Regions from separate parts of the Homo sapiens genome. Here region 2 is linked to region 1. Evidence: read pairs that join two places in POLR2A ChIA-PET (ENCODE). Cell type or tissue: OCI-LY7. All regions are shown on one strand.

Region 1 (5,000 bases):
AAGATTTTCTTGGGACTTTCAGTACATCTAGCTTCCTCTCTGGTCACAAGGGTAGACAGCTGGGGACTTTTCTATTACTGGGGTAGCTCCCTTGTAATTTTCCACTTTGAATCTTACATCTTTTTGTATTAAGTTAAATGGTGTTTTGCTCTTTAAAATAGCCTTGTAATATGGCTGGTCTGCACTGCTCGCTTTGTCTTAAAAGGGAATAAAATTCTTAAATTGAAAGCAAATCGGAGAGGGTTCTATGGCGCTCTCTGCGAGGGGCCGAGCGTGGATTCGGGTCTGATGATTACTTTGACTGCAGAAACAGTGGGGGCTGTAATCTCCGAAGCAGCGGACACTCACAGCGACGGTTGGCCCAGTCCTTTGATTTAGACAGCCCTTGGCTGTCTTGCCTGGCCTAGAATCCCTATTCCATTGAAGTCTGGCCTCAGGCTGTCTTCTTGGGCAGTGCCATTTGCATCCAGGCATGGGGAGGGCCTCTGTGTCCTCAGGGTGCCGTGTGTTTGTGGTGAGAGAGGATGAACAGGCAGCAGACAGGGGCTCCCGGGCAGTTGCTGGGCTGCTGCTCGAGCGTCTGCCAGGCATGATGAAATGGGAGGAGGCAGGGAAGGCTTCAGAGCAGCAGGGTTCACCCGCACACCTAAAGTCCTAACAGCATGCAGGCATGGTATAAAACAGGTGATCCCTTAATGAGGTTTTGATGTGTGCGCTGGCTTTTGAATTTTATGCTGGAGTGTCACTGCAGTGTGGGGTTATCTCCAAGGAAACCCTCACATACCTTCCACATCCATTTTCTAACCCCGCTTCTAAAGAGGGCAGCGTGCCCCAGTGGTCTTAAGGGGCATTATAAAACTCTCGAGATAAGATTAATTTGGATTCTTGCTAATTTGGAAAGTCAGTGTAGTCATGAGGAATGTGTGAGTGTGCTGAAAAAAGTGGAACCAGCCACCCTCTAAAAGGCAGGGTAATTATTATACAGGGTTGGGTTGAACAGAGGGTTTGTGTCGCCTTTACTGTTGGTGATCATCAAAGATGTCTTAAGCTAAGAACACAGTTGTCTTTCTCAGTGTGACTCCCGTTTACTGCGTATCAAGCTGCAGGAAGTCCAGCTGATGTAAATAGATTAATATTTAAAAAGTAATACAGAAGAATGAGGTTCCAAACATGTAATGTTTAATTATTGAAAACCCATAATGGAATTCCAATCCAAACTCATCTCTCACATCTCACTGGTGTTCAGCAAAGAAGCTCAATTAGCTGGGGAGCCTGCCCACCCCACAGCTTGATTTGATCATCCCAGGGCCAAGCCCATGCTCTCTCTTAAAGTGCCTGGCAACACAGATGTGGGCAGCTTGGGTTGTTGTATGACTCCTTTTTTTTTTTTTTTTTTTTTTTTTCTGAGACGGAGTCTCTCTGTCGCACAGGCTGGAGTGCAGTGGCACGATCTCAGCTCACTGCAACATCTACCTCCTGGGTTCAAGCAGTTCTCTTGCCTCAGCCTCCCAAGTAGCTGGGACTACAGGCACCCGCCACCAAGCCAAGCTAATTTTTTGTATTTATAGTAGAGATGGGGTTTCACCATATAGGCCAGGCTGGTCTTGAACTCCTGACCTCAGGTGATGCGCCCGCCTCAGCCTCTTAAAATACTGGGATTACAGGTGTGAGCCACCGTGCGCGGCCCGTATGCCTTCTTATTACATAATTGTTGCAGCCCTTTTTAGTCAAATTAATGGGTAAATGACTGTACAGTGTGAACAGGACAATAGAGAAGAATTTGCATAACTTCTAACTGGTACAATTCAGGAAAGTTAGGTGACCTTCCAGAAATCATAGTATTAAGGGCATTCATAGTTCCTTTGGGTTTATTAGGCCATGAAGTATTTGTCTGGTTAGAAGAGTTTACTTAGTCTAGGGGTAGCTGATCACCCATTCTCCTCTTGAGACCATAGTTCTTTGGCCCTTTAGGACATATGTGTCACTTACTCTGGATAAGGCTGAATTTGCGCAGAGGCCTGTGGCAGAGAATGGCCAAAGGAAGAGATAAAATGATCAACATGACTAGAATAAACCCTCATCCATAGACCAATGGGATTTAGTTCAAAATCAGTGTGCCAGCAAGGCTGTTTGAAGTAGTTTTCTTGATTTTATGTTTTTATTTAGCATGACAGTTAAGGACAGTCCTTTGTGTATAAATACAAAAAATAGCGATATGCCATTTGTTGTTGTTTGGTTTAAGTGCACGTGAAGAGGCTGCTCAGTTGTGGCCCCTTTCTCATGTAATGCTCAGGAATTCATCTGTCATGCAGAAAATGCAGCTGTGTGACCTAAAATGCTCTTGGGTGAAGCCTCGGGGTTTGGAAGGTCACGCCATAGGTACTGGTATTCATGACATCCTGTCGGGCTTGTGGGCTGCGTAGGGTAACTAGAACTGAGAGGACAGAAATTGAGTTTGTAGTGACTGCAGAAGCTGAAACCACAAGGTGAAATGTAATAGGGTCTAGGCCTCAGTGAGCACAGGAAGCTGATTAGAGGTGAGCAGGGGCGGGGGAGCACTGAGGCTGAGAAAAGTGCCACAAGGGGACGAGTAACGTTGATTTCTGGACAGAGCCTGTTAACATGCGGAGGGGCCCATGTGTAGGAATCACCTTCACCTTCTCCTGCAGTTCAGTTACAACTGGTAATTGCATCCTGAACCCTTATCATGTGCAGGATGGGGTTCTGGGGTGTAAAGGTGCCATGAGATCCAGGCCCAGTACCACAAAAGAAAGCTTTAATTAAAGAAAACATGATAAGGCTTAGGTTTCCTGGCCCCATCTTATGCATCCAAGTGATTAAGGTAGCATTTTTCAAAGTGTTTTCCTATAGAAGCCTACTTTAAAAATAAAAGAGTTCTGTTTTTGAAAAGCTGGGGAAACTCTGGATGAATGAAGTTTAAGTATGTTTCTTTTCTGCAGATCTCCTCAGAGGCTCAGGCATGGCAGCCTGCACTGAGAACCTCCAAAGAAGAGCATAGAATATGCAACATTTCCCAAGCTTATTGGGCCATGGGATCCTTTTTGGGGGACAGAGCATTTATTGGTGGATCTAGTGTTTCTCAGCATATACTTTAGGAAATAGAGAGTTGGGGCATATTGGTCAGTGGTAGGGTCGGTGGGGTGGGGGGCAGTTGGAATGGGTTTAGGAATAGACAAGAACCTGAGAGAGTATTCATATTTCCTTTCTATGGAGACCCTCAGAAATAGTAGTGCAGGTGTATGCAGGCTTCTATAAGAGGCATGTCCTGGTGTAAACTTTATGCTTTTGCACCAGCAGAAGACAAGGCCTCCCAGCCCTTGGATTTGAGTAGGTCCACCCAGACTGAGGCTGTCCTGGGTACGCCACACCCATAGCAAGATACAGGGTCATTAACCACCAGGAGGGAGTATTACGGGATTAGGCAGGGACCTTGAAGTCACTGCCCCTTCCTAGATTTTCCTCATTTTTTTTAGCAGAGGGTAATACCTGGAAGGTTATGGTAAGGATTAAATCTGAGAAAGTCTGTCAAGCTGGGTGAGACTTTTGGTCTTCCTAAAGTTATGGAAGCTTGCCATAAAGAAGCCCAGGGAAATCAGAAAGGTGGGAATAGCCATTGCCACTCATCCCTGTGGTGTCTGAGCAATTGTGCTGGCAGTGAATGGTCCCACAGTGCTAATAACTGAGCCACTGGACTGCCTTACTGCTCCCAAGGAGCAGGCATCCTTGCTTCCTGATTTAGCACGAGGCCGTTAAAGATTTGCAGTTCCCTGCAGTTTGGCTTCTACTCCATCCACTTCCAGCTCCCTTCTCCCCACTCTCTAATTTGTGACCTATGCTTCCCTGTGGTTTCTGCACATTGCCTCTCTCCTCTGTGGTCCTCTGGCTTTATTCCTATGACCACTCTCTCCACCACTATTTAGTCTCTTGGCATTATATTGATTCCAAACTTCCCAAATAAGAACATCTAATTGGTCCATTGAGTTGCTCTGTCCCTCTTAGGCAGAGCCCACACCAACATCTTCAGGTGTCTTTGGGTCCAGGCAGCTACAGCCAATGAGACAGCAGGGCCATGACCACAGCAGACACCAGCATCTCATGGGCTCTGTTCTGATACAGAAGTAGTTAGCACACAGTTCTTTTCCTCCTCCTCTTTGTTCCCTCTCCTGTTCCTGCCCACTTTTGGAACATGCCAATCTGTATCAAAGGCATGCCTTGATACAGCAGGAAATACCCAGTAACACCTTTTATTTCACTCTTAGATACTAAGCACTGAAAGAAAGGCCCGCCCTCACATATTTAGAGCATCCACCATATTTCTTTTTTCTGTGTCTCACCAGATCCAGGGCATGTTATGCAGGCTGTTTGAATTAGGCAGCTCTGTTATGCTCATTTCTCCTCTTACCCGGGAGCCAAGAGTCCAGTTGTATGAAGGGTCAGATGGCAGTACAGTTTTCTTCTGCATCTCATTTCCTCCTTCAGAGTAGGCCAAAGAATGATGTCATTAGTCATACAGAGGTTAGGAAATGGGGGTTTCTACCCAAATACTGACAACTGATATGTAATTGTTGCTAGTCTTAATTTACTTAGCTCTAAAATAAGGTATGTTATCTGGCTGCTTGTCTGTTTACAGATTTCTGGTGAGTGATATTATGATAGTACTATTGAGCCACTTGAATTTATTGGAGGAAAGGAGCTATATAAATAACAGGTGTGTTTAAATATATATGAATACCTATCTGTGTCCCGGGTTGTCTTGGTTCACACCATTTAACAGTTCAGGCATTTGGCCTGGATGAGGAGATTCAGTTGGGCGAACCCAGGATTCGCTGATGAGGATGGAGTTGTAAGAGGGATCCTTAGTGGAGAATCCAGTATTTGTTGAGCATTGGTTTTCAACCAGGTAGTTAGCACAGCAGGATGGCTAAATTCACAGAACAAAGACAGAAAAGAACTAGGCAAATCAGCAGTCCACAAACAGG
Region 2 (5,000 bases), 190 kb before region 1:
GTACTTACCCAATGCCTGTACCCCCATTGTATCTGGGAAGTAACTTTCTTTTGATTTTACAGGTTCATAGATGGAAGTGACTTAAGATGAGTTACTGGACTGTGGGCTTTTGAGTTAATGCTGAAATGAGTTAAGACTTTGTGGGACTGCTGGAAAGGCATAATTGGTTTTGAAATGTGAGGACATGAGATTTAGGAGGGACCAGGGGCGGAATGATATGGTTTGGCTGTGTCTCCACCCTAATCTCATCTTGAATTCTAGCTCCCATAATTCCCATGTGTTGTGGGAGGAACCCAATGAGAGGTGATTGAATTATGGGGATGGGTCTTTCCTGTGCTGTTCTTGTGACAGTGAATGAGTCTCACGAGATCTGATGTTTTAAAAACGGGAGTTTACCTGCACAATCTCTTTTTGCCTGCTGCCATCCATGTAGGCTATCCACAAACCATTTTTTGTGACTTGCTCCTCCCTGCCTAACGCCATGATCATGAGGCCTCCCCAGTCATGTGGAACTGTAAGTCCATTACATCTTTTTTTCTTCCCAGTCTCGGGTATGTCTTTATCAGCAGCATGAAAATTGACTAATAGAGTCTTGTCCCTGATACTTCCAAAATCTGCACTCATGATTTGAGAGAGCCTTTATGAAATCAAACATATTTTTACCAATCATGAATTCTATCTATCTAAAAGGACATTTAAGTGCCAGCAAAGAGTTTTATAATTAGAAATCCATTCTTTTAAGAATAGCTATATTACCTAAATAATTCCAGATATTTTGTTTTGGTTTTTGGTTAAGGGGTGGGAGCAGGTGGGCAGAAACCAAAATGAGAACTCTCCCTATTGTTTGTCATTCCATCCTAAATGAGCCCTTTCTTATATTTCCAGAGGTTTCTTATATTTTTGGAGGTTCCAGAATTTAAGTTTATGACACTCATTTGTAATGCATATGAGTATTTAGATTGGATTGTTACTTTAAAAAAAATGGTTTGTAGATAGCCTACGTCTACATTATTTCTACAAATCCCAACCATATCAAACTGGAGTTGCTTCCAGCATTTATAATGAATTTACCAACAATATGAGGCCCTATTTAGAGACAGCTGTTTCTGAGAGAGGAACAAATTTTGGATTGACAAATTTCACATTTTTTACAGAGGTTGTGCACCAGCTGATTAGAATTTGTTCTGAAATTCTATCTATATCTATAATGTTTAAAACTAATATATTTTCATAGTGTATATAAGATACAGTCAAAATTTTCTGAACTATTCCAATTACTCACTAGTACACTGCAGAGACTCATAAGGAATTTTATATTGTCCTTCACTCTGTCTTTAAGGTGCAAGTCAATCCCATGGAAGATTTCAAAATAAAAGGATGCAACAGCATCTTGTAGTAATCCATTGCTAACAAGTGGTATAGCTTCAAAAAGCTTCCCCACTTAATTTTAATCAGCACTTGCTACAATTTAAGTGTATTCTTTTGTGCTCTGTTTTTAGAAAAAGTTGATCACTATCTTCAACCATGATGTTCTATGCTTTGAAGAATGATACACAAGATGAATGCCGTGACTAAGGCAAAGGTCAGGACAGGGCAAAACTCTCTGGTTAGGCAAAATTTTATTCCATTCCTTCAATTCTATAAGTACTTATTGAAGGCTTTCTGTATCAAGTATATGCTGGGCAACAGAAACATAAAAGAGAAAATCAGACCAGACGCAGTGGCTCATACCTGTAATCCCAGCACTTTGGGAAGCTGAGGCAGGAAGATCACTTGAAGCCAGGAGATCAAGACCATCCTTGGCAATATAGTGAAACTCCCCCATCTTTACAAAAAGAAATTTTTTTTTAATTATCTGGGTATAGTAGTGTACACCTATAGTCCCAGCTACTCCAGAGGCTGAGGTGGGAGTATTGCTTGAGCTGAGGAGTCTGAGGCTGTTGTGAGCTGTGACTACGCTACAGCACTCCAACCTGGGCAACAGAGCAAGATTCCTGTCATTCATTCATTCATAATTAAATAAATAGAAAATCATCTCTTTCAAAAAGTTCACAGTCATGGGAACACTTATACCTAAATTAGAGGTCCAGGCCAGTTCATCCATGAAGCAGCAACTATAACTGAAGCACGCCAAATTGTGGAATGGAGAACATATGCCCAGTCTAAAGGATGCAGCCACTACCTGACACCAGCACTCCCATGCTCTGGGAGAATGCAAACTCAGTGGTGTCACAGCTTCTGATTTTCTGAGAAGACAGAAACTTTGAGGAATGAACATTTAACCTAGAGAAATCAGGGAATGCTTAGCAAAAGAGCTAACATTTGAATCGAGTCCTATAAAGGTTACGCAGAGTGTACTAGGTGTGAATGCAGATGCCTTATTTCCTGTGGCTACAGCTTAGGGTGGAAAGTGGGGAGTGGCAAGATAAGCAACTAGAGAGGAAAGAAGCCATGCACAAGCTAAACTCTATGCACAGAACACAAGAACTTGTTGAAGAAGTTACTCTATAATACAACATACAAGAGCAGAATTTATCTGTCTGCAGAAAACTCTACCAAACTCCCATACAGTGAGATTTCAAGGTTTGGTAGACATACAAAGAGGCAGGTATCTTGCTTTTAGTCCATAAAGCTAGACTGGACACTACTGTATCTAAACACTCTTTGGCCTCGAACTATTGAGACATCTAAATGCCTGTATGGTTCCAGTAGCAGCAGTGGGTACATAAACACATAGCGGCCATGAAGAAGAATATACTAAACCTAGGGTGGGCGCGGTGGCTCACACCTGTAATCTCTGCACGCTGGGAGGCCAAGGCAGCCAGATCATCTGAGGTCGGGAGTTTGAGACCAGCCTGACCAACATGGAGAAACCCTGTCTCTACTAAAAATACAAAATTAGCTGGGCGTGGTGGTGCATGCCTGTAATCCCAGCTACTTCGGAGGCTGAGGCAGGAGAATCACTTGAAATCGGGAGGCGGAGGTTGCAGTGAGCCAAGATCGCGCCATTGCACTCCAGCCTGGGCAACAAGAGCAAAACTTAGTCTCAAAAAAAAAAAAAAAAAATATATATATATATATATATATATATATATATATATACACCAAACCCAGAAAGAAAGATTTTGGGAGATCTGTCATCCCCAAATGTCTCCCCTTTACTCTTGACAAGGGTAATACCTTATTCATTGCTAAAATTACTTAGCATATACAAGACCTCTTGACATATATTATTCTCACCCACCTAAGACACCTTCAGCTCCCTATTTTCTATTTTGTGGGGGTTTATAACTCACACATCCACTGTAGCCAATTGTATTCATATTTTGCACTCTTTTTTTGTATATTAAACCACTTTAACTTCAAAAGTTCTAAAACCTAGGCCGGGCACAGTGGCTCACGCCTGTAATCCCAACACTTTGGGAGGCCAAGGTGGGTGGACCACTCAAAGCCAGGAGGTCAAGACTAGCCTGGCGAACACGACAACACCCTGTCTCTACTAAAAATACAAAAAGTAGCCAGGCGTGGTGGCGTGCATCTATAATCTCAGCTACTCAGAAGGCTGAGGCACAATAATCACTCGAACCCGGGAGGTAGAGGTTGCAGTGGGCCAAGATTGTGCCACTGCACTCCAGCCTGGGTGACACAGCAAGATTCTATCTCAAAAAAAATAAAAATAAAATTTAAAAAGGACCGGGCATGGTGGCTCACATCTGTAATCCCAGCACTTTGGGTGGCCAAAGCAAGTGGATCACCTGAGGTCAGGAGTTCCAGACCAGCCTGGCCACATGGTGAAACCCCATCTCTACTAAAAATACAAAAATTAGCCAAGCGTGGTAGTGGGTGCCTGTAATCCCAGCTACTCAGGAGGCTGAGGTTGGAGAATTGCTTGAACCTGGGAGGCGGAGGTTGCGGTGAGCCAAGACTGCACCACTGCACTCCAGCCTGGGAGACAAGAGAGAAACTCCGTCTCAGAAAAAAAAAAAGAAAAAAGTTCTAAAATCTAATTCAGGGCCACATGTTAACCAGCACCAGCAATTTCTTCATCTTCCTAATCTTCCTAACCCATTAGTCAATCTTATTTTATTGTAATTCAAAAAAATTAATCGATATTTTGCTCCAGAAAGGATGATTAGTTTTGCCAAGGAAATTTGCTATTCTCCAGGTAGGAAGGAGGAAAGAAAATCACGTTGGGTTCTGTCACCTAAGCCTTTCATTCAGTGAGCCTCACAACAAGATAGGTATTATTATTCCCCTTTTCACCAATGGGAAAACTGAAGTTCTGAGTAGTTAACTTGCTCAAATAGCAGGTAGTAAATGACTGATGTCTGGGCTAAAGCCAGACCTCTTTGGAAGACACAGCTTCTAAAACTAACTTCTTCCCACTATTCCACATAGCTTTAACTGTCACCCTTTTTCTTTTCCTTTTTTCTTGAGACAGGGTCTCACTCTGCTGCCTAGGCTGGAGTGCAGTAGCGCAATCATGGCTCACTACAGCCTCCACTTCCCAGGCTTAAGTTATCCTCCCACCTCAGCCTCCTGAGTTGGGACTACAGGTGCATGCCACCATGCCCGGCTAATTTTTGTATTTTTAGTAGAGACAAGGTCTTGCCACATTGCCCAGGCTGATCTTGAACTCTGGGCTCATGCGAACCTGCTGCTTTGGACCCTCAAAGTGCTGGGATTACAGGCGTGAGCCACTACACCCAGCCACCCGTTATTATTTCTAATAACAATCATAATACTGCACTTCTACCTTATATTTGTACAGTACAGCATACCTTTCAAATCACTTTCATCTATAATATTTTTGTGGGTTCCTAAAACTATTTTTCAAGAAAACTTGGGCAAAGAAAAAAAAAGATGACTAGCCTAAGATCACAGAGAAATGATTACTGAGTACAAATAATAGTTAATAACAGTAGCTATATTTATTGAACAGTTAATCTAAACATTTTACAATCTGTTGTCTCATGTAATCCTCATTACAATCCTGTGAG

What was found. Peaks named below come from ENCODE experiments on the same cell type or tissue, not always from the same donor. Only the 100,000 strongest peaks of a DNase experiment are listed, where the experiment ranks them.
Region 2: POLR2A ChIA-PET joins it to region 1 with 7 read pairs; 2 of 35 experiments call an interaction of 5 or more read pairs at or near these places.

What each region holds. Positions count from the first base shown.
Region 1 is chr6:107,616,443-107,621,442 of GRCh38, forward strand. All of the region lies in intron 5 of SOBP (sine oculis binding protein homolog), which reads left to right. Among named protein-coding and RNA genes, the nearest start is that of SOBP, 130 kb to the left of the region's middle. In OCI-LY7, no CTCF peak of the experiment used is centred here; DNase peaks (open chromatin) are centred at 1,719, 2,449 and 4,974; H3K4me3 peaks cover 3,802 bases; H3K27ac peaks cover 4,667 bases.
Region 2 is chr6:107,426,837-107,431,836 of GRCh38, forward strand. All of the region lies in intron 1 of PDSS2 (decaprenyl diphosphate synthase subunit 2), which reads right to left. Among named protein-coding and RNA genes, the nearest start is that of PDSS2, 30 kb to the right of the region's middle. In OCI-LY7, no CTCF peak of the experiment used is centred here; no DNase peak of the experiment used is centred here.